2 separate regions of the Mus musculus genome follow, and region 1 is linked to region 2. The links are chromatin loops, found by intact Hi-C in ENCODE. Cell type or tissue: left cerebral cortex. All regions are shown on one strand. Each heading gives the region's core, and the rest is flanking DNA. Links, peaks and the distances in the headings are about the cores only.

The links. A loop is a pair of places that touch in the nucleus more often than their neighbours do. Peaks named below come from ENCODE experiments on the same cell type or tissue, not always from the same donor. Only the 100,000 strongest peaks of a DNase experiment are listed, where the experiment ranks them.
Region 1: a loop joins it to region 2, with 5 times the contacts of the local background. A loop is called at or near these places in 18 of 42 quality-filtered maps.

The regions. Positions count from the first base shown.
Region 1 is chrX:12,835,996-12,843,679 of GRCm38, reverse strand. No RefSeq gene overlaps it. Among named protein-coding and RNA genes, the nearest start is that of Gm14634, 78 kb to the right of the region's middle. In left cerebral cortex, for the core only: a CTCF peak has its summit at 3,862 (motif pointing right); DNase peaks (open chromatin) are centred at 2,556, 3,387, 3,834 and 5,627; H3K4me3 peaks cover 1,102 bases; H3K27ac peaks cover 1,235 bases.
Region 2 is chrX:12,672,812-12,680,475 of GRCm38, reverse strand. Med14 (mediator complex subunit 14) reads left to right here. Exons shown (of 31, transcript NM_001048208.1): 30 at 40-232; 31 at 2,825-5,105. The coding sequence ends at 2,898. 1810030O07Rik (RIKEN cDNA 1810030O07 gene) reads left to right here and starts at 6,837. Exons shown (of 7, transcript NM_175141.6): 1 at 6,837-7,150; 2 at 7,316-7,450. The coding sequence starts at 6,935. In left cerebral cortex, for the core only: a CTCF peak has its summit at 2,887 (motif pointing left); DNase peaks (open chromatin) are centred at 1,819 and 2,868.

The DNA.
Region 1 (7,684 bases), core at 1,215-6,214, 160 kb before region 2:
AACAATTATTTTATTTTAGGTACATGAGTGACTTGTGTGTGTGTGTGTGTACCATGTGACTGCCTGGTGTCCTCAGAGTTCAGAAGAGTCTATCAGATTCCTTGGAACAGGACTTACAGATGGTTATAAGGCACCGTGTGGGTGATGGGAACCAATCCTGGATCCTCTATAAGAACTAGTGCTCGAAACTGCTATGCCATCTCTCTAGCCCTTCCTCTGTATTTTTAATACATCAACTCAGATTCATATTTGGCTCACTCTGAAATCCATCTTTGCAAAAGCCATGAATCCTGGTGGGGATTCTGGCTAGGGATTTCTGAATGCAGCTCTTCAGGCAGCTGCCCACCTGGGATGGAGCTGGGCATCTATTTCAGGAATAAGAGTTTCTTAGTTTCAGCCCGGGCAGTGGTGGCGCTCGCCTTTAATTCCAGCACTTGGGAGGCAGAGGCAGGTGGATTTCTGAGTTTGAGGCCAGCCTGGTCTACAAAGTGAGTTCCAGGACAGCCAGGACTGCACAGAGAAACCCTGTCTCGGAAGAAAAAAAAAAAAAAAAAGAGTTTCTTAGTTTCTTGAAAGCTCATATCAGTGGGTTACGGATGTGGCTCAGTGGTAAACTGGAGGCTTACCCTGCACCAGGGAACCCTGCATCTCTTTAGCCCGAAATAAACAGACAAATACATATAATTAAAAAAAATTATACAGTGTAACCTGCCAATCAAACTCCTGGTATTTATCCTAGAAGAAAGAAGGTTCCCGCCCATGCAAAGCCCATACAGAAATGTTCATAGCACCCATCTATAATAACCTAAAACTAAAAGCAACTAGGTTCTACCTCAGCAGATAAGTGGCCAGCCAGAATGTGGTACTCTGGACCACGTCATTTTCACTAGAACAAGTATTCTCCCTGGTTTTAATTATTTTGGGACAGGTTCCCATATAGTCCTGGGGTGGCTGAGGCTAGCCTTTAACTCTTGATCTTCCGGCCTGTACCTCCTAAATGCTAGGATAACAGTGTGTAACAGCATACCTGACTTATTCAGGGCTAAGAATCAAACCTAGAGCTTTGTGAATGTTAGACAAAGCACTCCACAAAAAGACCTATAATCTTTACTTTGATGTAGGCGAAAATTATTTTATTAATAATATTTAAACAATTTATTTTTATTGTGATGGATATATAAGTTTACACAAAGGACCAAATCATGCAGACACCTAAAACTACATCCAGTACCATGTTCAAGAGCTCACACATTCACACCCAAGTAACACTGGAAAATGTTATTTTCTTCCTTTTAAAAAGTGTGTGTGTGTGGGGGGGGGGCTGGTGAGATGGCTCAGCGGTTAAGAGCACTGACTGCTCTCCCAAAGGTCCTGAGTTCAAATCCCAGCAACTACATGGTGGCCCACAACCATCTGTAACAAAAATCTGATGCCCTCTTCTGGAGTGTCTGAAGACAGCTACAGTGCACACACATATAATAAATAAATAAATAAATAAATAAATAAATATTTTTTTAAAAAGTGTGTGTGTACGTGCGTGCGTGCTCGTGCAAGCACTTGTACATGTGTGTATGTGAGTGTGGAGGTAAGAGGAGGACACAGGGTATTCCCCTCCATCACTATGTGCCATATTTCCTTGAGACATATTCTCTCAATGAGCCTAGATTTGGGCTGAGAACCTCCAAGCCCTGGTAATCCTCCACCCATCCCCACCCCCACCCCCAGCACTGAAGTCAAGTGTATATGGCCACATCCAGGCTTAAAAAATAATTGTATGAGCCGGGCATGGTGTTGCACGCCTTTAATCCCAGCACTTGGGAGGCAGAGGCAGGCGGATTTCTGAGTTCAAGGCCAGCCTGGTCTACAGAGTGAGTTCCAGGACAGCCAGAGTTACACAGAGAAACCCTGTCTCAGAAAAACCAATAATAATAATAATAATAATAATAATTGTATGTATGTGTATGACGTGTGTTCATGTTTATATGTGAGGGGACACACATATGGAGGTCAGAGGACAACTTTGGGTGACTTTCCCCCTTGTGACTTATAGTGACATTGGAAGCCTATTAAAGGAAAACTATTCTTGGTCAGGAGAATGGAATCTCTCTCTGGGTAGAGACATGGCATTGTCCCTTGAATTAATCCAGTTGGCCTGCTTATTATATAATCCAGTGCTCTGGCCAAGGACCACCCCTCAGGAAGTCGGGTTCACTGGATCTATGCTAGAGAGACAGGTGGAATAATGAGCCCTTTAATCAGCTGATGTATTTTCCCTCCCCAAAGCAGTTGCTAAGGAGCTTCCATGAAGTCTATCAAAGTATAAATTTTCCTTTTTCTTCTTCTTCCTCCTCCTCCTGTTCATGGAGCCTAGGTAAGACTGGTCTACACAGTTCCAGGAAAGGCAGGGCTACGTACAGAGACCCTGTCTCAAAGCGGGGCAGGGTCAGAAAAAGGAGTTTTAGTCAACTTGACCACCTTGGGAAAAGGGACAAAGAAATCTGTCCTCTGTTCTTGTGTCGTCATGCTTCCACTCCCATCCTCCACTGCTTCAGTCTCTCCAGCAAGGTCACCTGACAAGACAGAACCTGGTCTCCATTTCAGCTCTCAGCCTTCCCTTTTCTGAGTATGAGGTTCCTAGGGAAATTACAATGTTAAGAGTGTCTGTTGTTTCAATAGTCTGTTTGCTACAATGTCTCTTTCCAATATCCTCTTTCCTGCCTAGCAGGCTGGCTACAAATGGGTGGTGGTTAGGCGGGGTGGTGGTACGGTGGTGGTGATGGTGGGATATTCCTGGGGCACACCTTTCCTCCATTCCAAGAAACCGACCATGGTCACTAGCTGCCCATCAATTTAGTACCAGATTCTCAGACCGGACTAAGGAGATCAGTCCGTGCATTTGATTTCAGAAACCGTGAGACTGGAGGTCATCGTGCCCCTTTCACTGGAGAAATGGTGGGAAGAAAGAAACGCGTCATTACAATCGTTAAGGCTGTCTCTTTGTCCTTGGTGATACAAACTAGTTTGCTGAATTGGCTGCTGTAATGAAAAAGGGGGTGGGGGGAGAGATTGAGATTTTTCCCAAGCGTGGGAGGTAATTACTGGAGAAAGGTTGCGCGTCTGCGGCGAGCAGGTTACACCACACGAACAAGAAAAACGCGGAGCATTTTTCTAGCTAATAATGCCCATCCAAAAGCAAAGGGTGGGAGGACCCTGCGGCCCCGCAGGCCTGTGCTGCCGACAGCAAGCTGCTTGGACTGGATCCAGGATGCTGCTGGCAGCTGCCCATTGCTCACACGGAGGGGGAAGGGGTGGAGACTCAGCTGGAGCAGGAACAGGGCTGCAGCTCCTTAAACGCCCCAGCTTTTGCAGGCATTGTCATTCCAAATCCCAGCTCCCTTAGGGACTTCGTCCAAGAACTCAGGCTGGCTGTCTTTGCTATTTAGGACTAAAATAAAATTCCCTGCTTCTGTAGGATGATTTGGTAGTAGCTCTGCGTAAATCAGCTTCTAGCCCTTTAAAATTTTTTCGTTCTTTTCTTCTCTCTGGTCTGCAACAGATGCTTGAAATTCCTCTTTGGCAAAAGGAATTCTCCTTTGCAGCCTTCGCTTTTAAATGCAAATAAGGCCGTGTGGGGAAAGTGAATCGGTTTGTCTGAGGATAGCATGTGGATGCTTGCACAAACATAACACGAAATGAAAATGTTGTAAAGGGCTTTATGGGGGGGGGGTCTGCCTGCAAGACCACCACCAGTCTAGCCCGTTGGCAGAATAATTCCATTTGGTCACATGCTCACTTAGGCACTTTTTTTTTTTTAAATCACTTTCAATTATGTCTGTAAACGCCAAGTGCAGGTGCTCTCAGAGGCCAGAAGAGGGCATCAGATCTCCTTTAAGCTGGAGCTACTGGTAGTTGTTGGGGAAAGGAACTCCAGTCCTCTGTAAGAGAAGTAATATTCTTAACCACTGAACCATGTCTCCAGCCCTCCCCAAACTTTCTAATTAAGGGTTACTAAGTACAATAAGTTTGAGATAAGAACTGCCCCACCCCCTGGCATACCACACCTCCCCGTGGGCATGGGGTGGGGGGGTCCGCTCTCGAAAACACACACACACACACACACACACACACACACACACACACAGTTCCAGTCGCTGAGCCAGGCCCTGCAGGTACAAAGAGATGGTTCCTCACAGAGAGGTTCAGGGAATCAAATGTGTAAAGAGAGGGCAGTTACAGTATCAGGTTTCTGTTAGAACCATGCTGACCTGGCACATGCAGTGGAGACTGGGTTAGGTAGTCACAGAAGGCTTCTTGGAAAGGGCATGTCCTAGTGTTAGAGAAGCGATATGCTTTCTCAGTGAGAAATCAGTCCTCAAACTAGAGGTGAATGAAAGCTCTTTAGTAGCGGTTAGCCAATTGGGGTTAATGCCCAAATAAGAACTGACCCCCATCAGAAGGTTTCTATAAACTTTAGGATTATACAGTCCATGAACATTGTCATCCTTAAATCTTTTTTGAGTCCTAGCTCCAGGTTACACTTTAAACAATTTAAACACAGACAGGAGACTGTAACTTTGGTCCCTTAGGCAGGGAAGAGGTTCACACAGCAAAGATACTGCATATTGCTAGAATTATTTTTAAGTACACCAGTGGTCTTTCTTTCTTTCTTTCTTTCTTTCTTTCTTTCTTTCTTTCTTTCTTTCTTTCTTTGAATAATTGTTCCAGGTGGGTCATCTTGTTAGAGGTATTCTTTGGGAATGAGAATCAGGGATTAATGACTGGTTGTATATCAGAGGTGTCTCCTTGTTGGGAATAGGGTCTAATATCTGGAAAAAAAATTTACACCCTAGTATCCTAAATTTGTTTGTTTTTCAAGTCAGGGTTTCTCTGTGTAGCTCTGGCTGTCCTGGAACTCACTCTGTAGACCAGGCTGGCCTCGAACTCAGAAATCCTCCTGCCTGCCTCTGCCTCCCAAGTGCTGGGATTAAAGGCATGCACCACCACTGCCCAGCTCAAATCAAACTCTTGTGTGAATCTGTTTTGTGGTGTGATCTTTGCATTACCTTAGCCCTGACCTGCCAAGATACTTCTCTGCCAAAACCCTAAGAGGCCTGGTTCACATACCTCCGGTATTTTGGAGGCAGTGCTCCCTTAGCTAAATTCCATGTCTCCTAAGCAAATCTATTAACAAATTCTTTATAACACCATTTGTATTTGTTTTGAACTTTGATCTCATTAGTGTGGCAGGAGATCAAACTGGAGACTACATCAAGATTAACATAAAGGTTAATCTTAGCGCTCCAGAGGCAGAAGCAGGCTCATCTCTTATTTTGAGGCCAGCCTCTTCTACTTAGTAAGTTCAAAGCTAGCCAGGACTACATAGTAAGACCCTGCTAAAAGAGAAAGGAGTGAGGAAGAGGAGATTAACTCATAAAAGAAGCCAGTTGGGGAAAAAAAAAAGGCAGGAAACCCTTCTCTACTTCAGCTTCACACAGCTAATGAAGAATGTTTATGGCAGGTTGCAAAGAAAGACTGCAAACCTTCTAAGGGACTAGAAATTAGCCAGTCTGAGGCAGCCAGGGAGAGGAACCATGATTACATAATAAATGTGGCAAACGTCCAAGATGGCTGCCTTCTGCCTCACCCCACTGACCTGCTGGCAGCTTAAAATAAAGGCCTGGTGGGCTTTTTTTCCTCCAGCCAGTAGGGCCCCCTCCTGACAGACTTACTTGTTTAACAAGCTCAAGGCCAGATCAGCACTGTTTATATCAAAGATTTGGGCTTATCCTTTCCAATTGACCAGCAGTAAATTGGGGGGTGTGTGTGTGTGTGGGGGGGGGAGCCTTACAAGAACAAAGCAGGAAAGTCCTCCAGGAAAGACTGGACTGTGAGCGTCCAGAGGGCCCTCCCTGCTGGATTTCTTCTCTTGTCCCCAATTAAAAGCCAGTCTTCGGCAGCTCATTTTCTCAGCAGTGTTGGAGATTTTCCCTGATGCATTTGATGGTAGCTTATAGATGATTCTACTAGGTTCCTGCCAGGGACCTAGCACGTGCCACTGCCCCCTACCCCTGTGCTTCTGTTCCAGGCCCACACTCCTCTCCTCTGTCCTTCTCTGTGCCACCTCCTCTTCTCTGGCCTCATGGCTCTGCTTGCAGCTGTCGGTCTTTCCCAGGTCCTCACATCTTTCCCTTCCCCCAATAAACTCCCTTTGTACCAGCTCTGTTGCATGGGAGTCATTTCTCAGGGGCATGCCTTGGCATGGGCCTGCCAGGTACCCCTTGCCACATTATAGTTGATAACACTTGAGATTTTCCCTGACATTTGTTTAAATGACAGAGAAAACAAACCCAATCAAGATCCCTAGAGGGACCAGTCATCCCTGAGCTGGAGGAGAGAGAGGAGGAAATCCCTGGAACTCACCATCAAGTGATAGAGAAGAAAGAGTAAAACCACTGACGTTAAAAAGGAATTACTACTGGGCGGTGGTGGCGAGCATGCCTTTAATCCCAGCACTCAGGAGGCAGAGGCAGGCGGATTTCTGAGTTCGAGGCCAGCCTGGTCTACAGACTGAGTGCAGGACAGCCTGAGATACACAGAGAAACCCTATCTGGGAAAAACCAACAACAAATAGACTTGTCTTCTGCACACCCAAGGCTGACCTATTGAACCCTGCCTAAGGGGGTGTGGAGAAGCACCTCGTGTACACAAATAAAAAACCTTAGCCAGGCGCATGTTGGCGCACACCTTTAATCCCAGGAGGCAGAGGCAGGGGAATTTCTGAGTTCGAGGCCAGCCTGGTCTACAAAGTGAGTTCCAGGACAGCCAGAAACCCTGTCTTGAAAAACCAAACCAAACCAAACCAAACCAAAAAACCCAGAAGCTCTCAGTTCATTTGCTATGATGATTTGAGTCAGTGGTCTTTCTCCCCCATCTTTGAGATCACCATTTGCTTAGGAGACATTAGCTCACATATAGTAGAATTGAGCTAAGGGACAGTGCCTCCAAATTATCCCAAGGATAAGTAGTACACAAACCAGGCCTGTTAGAGACCAGGCCAGGATGGAAGCATTAGTTCACTGACCAGCCATTAGGTTCCATTTTCACAACAAAGAACATGCCCCTACCAGGCAGCTCGAGGGGGCAGTGCAGGCCTGCCTGTCTTAAAGAATCTAGTTCTGTTCTTGAGAAAAGCATGATTTTGTTAGGTGGGCAAGAGGACCTCAGGTGACAACTATTGGAAAAAGTACACTGGTGTACTTAAAATAATTCTGGCAGTATCTCCATGTGCCTTAATGGCCAGACTTGCAGTCTCCTGTCTCTGCTTAAATTATTCAAAGTATAACATGGGGCCAAAACCTAAAAGAGCTTTAAGGATGACAGCATACATGGACTACCCAAGCTTAAGGTGTATATAAGTTCGAAAAATCATCTATTCAAGGCCAGCTCTTCTTTGAGCATGTGGTAGCTTAAAAGAAGATGGCCCCAAAAGGCCCACAGGCAATGGCACTATTTAGGAGGTGTGGCCATGTTGGAGTATGTCCCTGGGGGTGGACTTTCAGGTCTTAAGACACTCAAGCTAGGCCTAGTGGCTCATTATCTCTTCCTGCTGTCTCTGGGTCCAGTTGTAGAGCTCTCAGCCCCTTCTCCAGCACCATGTCTGCCTGGACTCTGCCATGTTTCTGCC
Region 2 (7,664 bases), core at 1-5,000:
AAATATTTGATTTTCTGTTTTTATTCTCTTTATCTACAGCTTCAACTAACTCAGAAAACATCAGTCCCTCCCCAAGAACCTGTTAGTATAATAGTTCCAATTATTTATGATATGGCTTCAGGTACCACTCAGCAGGCAGACATTCCCAGACAGCAGAACTCTTCTGTTGCTGCGCCAATGATGGTCAGCAACATTCTGAAGAGGTTTGCAGAGATGAACCCTCCACGACAAGGTACATGAGCAGTAGATGGTATTTTGTTGCATATATGTTATAACACTTCCTTTTAGAGAGACCTCCCTCCCGTTCCCTCTCTTCTCCCTCCTTCCCTACTCTGCATCCCAATCCTAGCACTAGTACTCTGTTGCCATGGCCCTCTTAGTTAGTGTCTGCCTGTCGCTTTCTTTCTTTCTCACTGGTTCTTCAGTTTTGTCCATTTCTCTGCTGCCTGGACTTTTTTGTTAGCAAATGACTATTGGGACTGAGCCAGTTGCCAATGCCAGAAGCTTGTATTTATAGCACACATTGCCACAAAGCCCTAGGTTAGGATGATAGACTTTTCCGGGGCTGTGAATCCCTGCCTTGCCATCAGTACCTGCCGCTCTGTACATCACAAAGTTGGAATGCATGTTGGTTTCTCATACTCCATGGTTCGATCATGAATAGAATACTATTATCAAAAGTTGTGTATCTTCTAAATGTTTTGTGAAGAATAAAAGCTGATACAAATGGCATCGCTGCTTTTTGGGCTTCTTATGTAAGTGTCAGGCGGGTGCAAGTGAGCCTTTACCCTGAACGCACAGTGAAGCTCTGAGACTGGACATTTCCCAGGAAACCAGAGTGTTTCTTGACAGATAAATGAGGTCCCTTCGACAATGGAGTAGCCCACACTTAACTCCTGGCAATGCCAAATTTGGGGGTCTAAATCATGAAGCTCAGCAAAGAGAACTTTGCTTCAGTTTTGCTCATTTCTAATATTTATGAATGTACGCTCATGCCTGATGCTAAGGAAGTCCTCTTTATAGCCTTAGAATAGCTTGCAAACAGAATTAGGAGAAATGAGGACAAAGCTGTTCTCTGAAACATTTTAAAGTATCAGTGTCAAAAGTTTTAGGAATCCTGAGGGGAAAAGGAAGTTTTTAAAAGCTATCTGTTCCCCCATTCCATACCTAGGTAAGGGCTTGCCTCAGTTTCTAAGGAATCCACTGGGCAGTAGAGAACAGTGTGCTTCGTTTGTTAGAATACTTCTGACAACTTTCTGCTTTCATTCTTTAACCTTTCTCTTCAGCTGAGAATAGGCCCTCAGGAATCAAAATTTAAAGCCATCACAATTCTCAAGTTAGCAGTCTAGTAGAACTCGGATGGTAAACATAATTCCTTCATATGGATAACTTTTAAGTATGTCCTATCCACTGGGATTGAAAAATTAAAAGGGAAATGATTTGATCTTACTGTGATCTAGCAAATTTTCTACCTATCAGTGTAAAGTGTCAAAGTGTGTATGCATGTCCCTGTATGCACAGGCATGCATGCACACACATGCGCTTGCACATGTACATGCACACATACGCACCGCAGTTTGTTAAGAATTGGTAAGGTATTATGGGGGTGCTTTCTTTTTTTCTTTTGTTCCTTCTTTGGTTGGACAAACCTTTGGATTTCCTTTGTCCTTTTGTCTGTACCCTCATTTTCCAGTGCTTGGAGCAAAGACTGGCAGTGACTTGCACAGGAACACAGTGTCCTACCCTTTGACAGGCCATAATTCCTATGAGGGCTTCCGTTCACCCCCTATCAGCCATAAGTAGTGTCAAAGCCTGTTCTAACAGGAAGGATCTAGTTTGGCGTGAGGATGAGGAGTATGAGTTGTACCTCCACAATCGAGTTTTTACATCCTTGCCATGAGATATGTCAGCTTCCTTGCCCTTCTCCCACAGTGCAAACATTTTGAGGGAAAATGCTAGCTTGGTTCAGTGGTGTTACACCTGTAATCTCTGCCCCTGGAGGCTGAGGCAGGAGAGTTTTGAGTTCTAAACCAGTTTGGCTTACATAGACCATTCGTTGTCTTATAACAACTACAATGAAAAGAAAAGGGGAAAAATACCTAAGCTTAATAAACCTTTTCTCCTTTGAAAACAGAAACAAAACCTCCTTTATTTTTGTATTTAATTGACTTCAGTCTTAATGTGTAAATTTAGAAGTCAAATATTTCCATGAAGCCAACAATCTCTATGAGCTGTCATAGACTTTCATTGTGCAGTATAACTTCACTAGCCAAATTTAAAATTTAACCTAACTACAATATAAAATGAAAATGTTGAATTTCTTAGCCAAAGTAGTGCTGTGTAGAGCATGGACATTTCTTTTGCTGCAGAACATTGTATTGGTCAGCAGTATTACTATAACTTAGTGGAAGTAGCCTTATCTGGCCTTTCATGCAGAGTTAGCTGGAAGGACATCACGGATGTCATAACTAATGCACTGATATACATTAGAACTATCGTTAGATCAAGAATGCATTAAGTATTCTAGAGTCAGACTGTTCAAGTCTTATCCAATGTGGCACTGCTTCCGTGCACTGAAAGCATCTCTTTCTCTCTGTTTAAACTTGACATGTGCTCCCAGTTTCTTCCTGAGACAAAAACAATGCCCAACCCAAATATAATGTTACACCACACCAGTTCCTACTGCCTAAAATCTGAATAGTTTAAAATACTTAACGTCTTTGATTTCAAATTCGTGACTGATTTTAACCATCCCTTCCCTCACTGGTGTGTTAACGTCTCTCCTCCACTGCGAATAGCTAATGACCATTTTTCTCTGTTGCAGGTGAATGCACAATATTTGCAGCTGTTCGTGATTTAATGGCTAATCTTACACTGCCCCCTGGTGGGCGTCCATAGACACTATTGTTTTTAAACCAGGAAGGCTGACTAATGAAACAAAACAACACACACACACAAAAAGGCTGAATTCAGCCTTCAGTTTTAAAAAGGAAAAGGACTTTTTTTAACCTTAAGAGCTAAATATTCTAAACTGGCAACATTTTCAGGGTGCACTTCATCAAAAAGACCATCAATTTTTTTGTATAGTGAACTTGTATAGTGTGTTTAAATGCGACACATTTCAAACTAGGTAACAGATCAGTGTCCTCGTGCCAGTAATAGATTTAATATTCTGTTTTATACTATAAAATAATGAAAATGCCAAACTTGTTTATTTAATTGTTTTCTTATGTTTTGGGTGTAATGGTCCTTTTTGATTTTTATTTTTATTTTTTAAGGCAGGTCTGTCAGTTTTGAATACTGTAAAACTGTGACAAACTTTATATTGAAGCTGTATTTTAATATGCCCGCTTTGAATCCTTACTCCGAAATGGTTTTGGGAGCTGTTAAACACATCCCAAAGAAGCAATATTTAATAAAACTAGGATCTAAAAGAGACACTTGTGTATGTATAAGCTCTCTAGAGTTCTTAGGGCCTCCCTTCATCTTTAATCTGGTGGGGCCAGTCAGTTTTTTAATTATGTATGTCTGAAATTTGACCAAAAACATTCTTGTTTTAAGGTTAGTTTCTTCAGACATTCCTAACCTGACTGGTGATAGTCTTTAGCACCTCAGTTGTTTTTCAGTATAGGATTTTGCTAAAATGAAAGAGCTTTGTCTTTAAAAAAGAGATCAAGGATCCCAAAGAATACGATTCTCATATGTGAGAAAATGGGAACCTTTTTGCTAGGAAAATGTCATTTTTAAGGTATACTTAAAAATGTATACAGCATTAACTAGGAACAAAAACGTGACTGCTCTAATTTGCATGACGTTTTTCTTTTATCTTATTTAACTTTTTACCTTCCCCAGCCCATTTGGGGTTGTTCTAAACAATCTCAATTTAATCTGTCGTCAGCAAGACAATAGGACGTTTTGCTGGTCACAACCTAGTCCAGTCATTTAAAAAGTCCACAGTGCAGTGCCTGTCCAGTGTTCAGTGGAGTTTCTGGCACTGGTACATCTCAATAGGATTTCTTTTTAAGAGTACTGTACTGTCTCTTGAAGCCAGTCAGGGACTTTTTAAACTTTAATGAATATGGTGTGATTCAAATGTCTTCTGATAACTTGATGTTATTTGGAGGAGTTTTTGTTTTGTTTTGTTTTGTGTGTTTTTTTAAATGATAATATCATGCTGAGTTATCTAGACAATGTATTATCCTTGATGAAATTTTAGATGTTTGTCTGATTACATTTTAAGATGATTGAGCTTCTACAAGTATAACCATGAAATTCTAGTTTTTTAAGTATCTTACTGCAACTGTATCATGTGTTCTCCTCAACTTGGCTTGAGTCTCCCTTGCAGTCAGAGTTGAGGCCTTCTTTGTCTTCTTTGTCTCTTTTCTGCTTTCATCTCCTGCTTTTCACCCAACTCTGCCACTGTTCCAGAGTAGGTGACTAAACTTTGATTCTTCCTTTAGCTTAACCTTTTTCTCCTTCTGTTTCCAGTTCTCTTCACAGTACTAATCACATGGGTTCGGCAATCTAAGATGTCTTGATCAGGAGTCAATCCTTTTCTATTTGGAGCTGAATCCTAGCTTTCATGTAGAAATCTACATGTATATACAAGAAATGTATTTTTATCTGCAGGATGATATTGTTTCAAATAATTTTATTAATAGAATTAACTTTTCAGGTATTTTCTCTTTTAAGTGTGGTTTTAAAATGTTAAATGAATTTTTATACATGATGCATTCAATGGCTACTTTTTTCCTAATTATAACACCTTTGAATGCATTGTGTAAATCAAGTAAGATAGGATTCAATGAACAGAATTTGATTTTGATGCTTATTAAGAGTAAACCAATGAATTTGAATTTTGATATCATGCTTGGTACTTGGAATTGGTATATACTTTATTAAAGCTTGGAAATACTTAGCATTTGAATCGTAACTTTCACCACGAACCATGTCTTTTGCCTCTTTTGTTAACCAGATTCAATCAAAGAAACTGGATGCCATAGTGATTTTTCTCTAGTAGGTGGTTTGGAACTTGATTTTAAGGTGTTTTCAATGTGATTTTAGTATTTACGGTAATAAATAAAATTTATACAAGTTTCAGAGAACTACCAACTCTCTTTGGTGAAGATGTTTTGGGTTGTAATCCTGGCTTAGTATTAGTTCAACCCTGAAAGAAGACATCAGTCCTGATTCACCCTTTTCCCTTTTACATCTACAAAAATTTCATTTCAAAAAGTATAAAAGGACTTTTCACGTTAAGAGAAAAGGGGGAATGTCATCAAAAATAAGGCCACTTAGTAACTGCAGGGACTGACTGTTGTTTGACAGTTAACGGACTTAAGGATAGGCATACATGGTTTTTCTGCCATGTTTTTCCCCTCCAAGAGAAATTCCAATTAAGCTTTTTCTTTCTTTTTTTAAACAAGACAGGGTCTTGCCATGTAGCCCAGGCTGACCTTGAACCTCCTAAGTCCAAGTGACCCACTTCTGAGTACCAGGAAAACAGGGCTGTTCCCTACTCCCAGGCCCCCCTTTCAGTTGTTCTTGATACAAAGTTCATACTTACAGAAAATGTTTTAGTCAGAAAAAGGAAAGTCCTAATGTAGACTTCATTCAGAGGTGGGTTTTTTTTGGAATTTTTGATTTGATTTGATTTGATTTGATTTGATGGGAATAGGGTATTTCCCATCATTTGCTTTGAATGGGTCTAATGTTGAGGTTAGTAAGACAAAATTGGTATATACTTTATTAAAGTATTACAGAGCCTGCCTACACTGACTGTACTTTGAGTCTTCAGATCATCACATCTGGTCTCTATTTTTTATAAATTGTCCCCACTTCCAACTGGCCAGTGGTTTGATAAAATGTCCAATAATGTAAACAGTGGATGAAAGAGCATATTTGCGTCAATATAAAATAAGTTAGCATTTACTCAAAGCTTAATGTGTGCCAGGCATCATTGTAAGTGTTCCCATCTGTATAAATGCTCCTCACCACACTGTGAGGTAAGTATTAATAACCTCCTCTTACAGATGATAAACCGAGTTACAAAGAAGGAAATAACGTCTTAATAATATTAAAATTAGGATCAGCCAAGATCAAAACACAAAAAATTGAGAGTTTGAGCCCAGAGCTAGTGGTCCTTACCATTGCCTGTGCAAGGCTTCTCTGTTTACAGTGTTCCTTCCGACTCTTTTGATTCCATACCACTTCAATATGTTTGCCAAGGTCAAAAAACCTCACTCAAAGCATCTAAAACATGTTTTCTCACTTGATGTTGACAATCTAATGCATTCTGGTCTGTGTAGCATATGGCTTCCCTGTGCAGCTGAAATAACCCTTTTCTGAGCTGTCCAAATCCAGGAAGTACATTATCCCTTTTGCTTCTTCCTGCCAGGTACTCTAGTTAAGGAGTTTCTGGTCCTAGTGTCACTTTAACATATGTACTGGGGAGCATGGCACACAATACAATAGGCCCCCTGCTTCAGGTGAGGGTAAGCATGTTATTGATACCCCGAATTTGCTGTTCAGTGGGTTTAGGGATGAGTTAATTTTGTAGAATTGCACAATGCAAGGAACATGTCATTCGAGAAACACACCTTGAGCATTCCTCTTTACAATAAAAAGGTCAGCACATCAGGAGGGGATCAGGTTGGTTAGAGGGTTGGCAGGGTATTCAGGAATAAAAATTAAAGCTTTAAAAGGATTAGTCTAAATGTTCCATGTCCACAAACCAAAGCGGTTCCTTTAAGCGGGGGTGGAGCTGCCACTTCCTGGAGCGGAAACAGTGGCCAGCCTCTAGCCTCTGAAGTGTACACCGCACAGTGACGCTAAACGTCTGGACGTTTTGGGGGTTGGGCTACGCCTGCGCTGCGTGGGAGCATCCCAGGGTGCTGCGCGTGCTTACCGCCGGCCCCGCCTTCAGGAGTAAGACATGGTGGTGTCGGAGCTGGCAGCCCGCCTCAATTGCGCCGAGTACAAAAACTGGGTGAAAGCAGGACACTGCCTGCTGCTGCTGCGCAGCTGCCTGCAAGGTTTCATAGACCGTGAAGTGCTCTCCTTTCACCGTGGACTGCTGGCTGCAGTCCCTGGCCTTGGACCCCATGCTACCTGCCGCGGCGGTTCCCGGTGCAGCCCGCGCGCTCGCCAGGTGAGCTGCTGACCCCGAACTCGGGCGCGTCTCCACAGCTTGTCCCCCTATTCCGTATGCTTGCAGTCTTTTTCCTTCCCGGGGCGGGACTGCTTCCTACTTCCGGGGTGTTCCTGTTTTGCTGCCCCGCCCACCCCAGTCCCTCCTCACCTCTGCCCTCTGTAGTTTCAGCCTCAGTGTCAGGTATGCGCAGAGTGGAAACACGAGATCTTGAGGCATCACATCAACAGAAATGGAGACGTGCACTGGGGAAATTGCAAGCCAGGCCTCTGGCCCAAAGACCCTTGGGAGGTAGCCAAGGTAAGTACTTGTAGCCTGGAGGAAAGCATATGAAGTTGCTCCTGGTGCCCCAGGGTGGAGGGTGGGTTTTGAGTGCAAGCTGGGACTTCAGAAAGTACAGAAATACTAGAAGATAGGTTGGTTCTCTGGGGTCTAGTGGCGTAGTGGTGAGGGGATACTAGAGTGGACCCATCTAAGCTCAGTAAAATAAACGCCTCTGTTTCTTCGCTTCCTG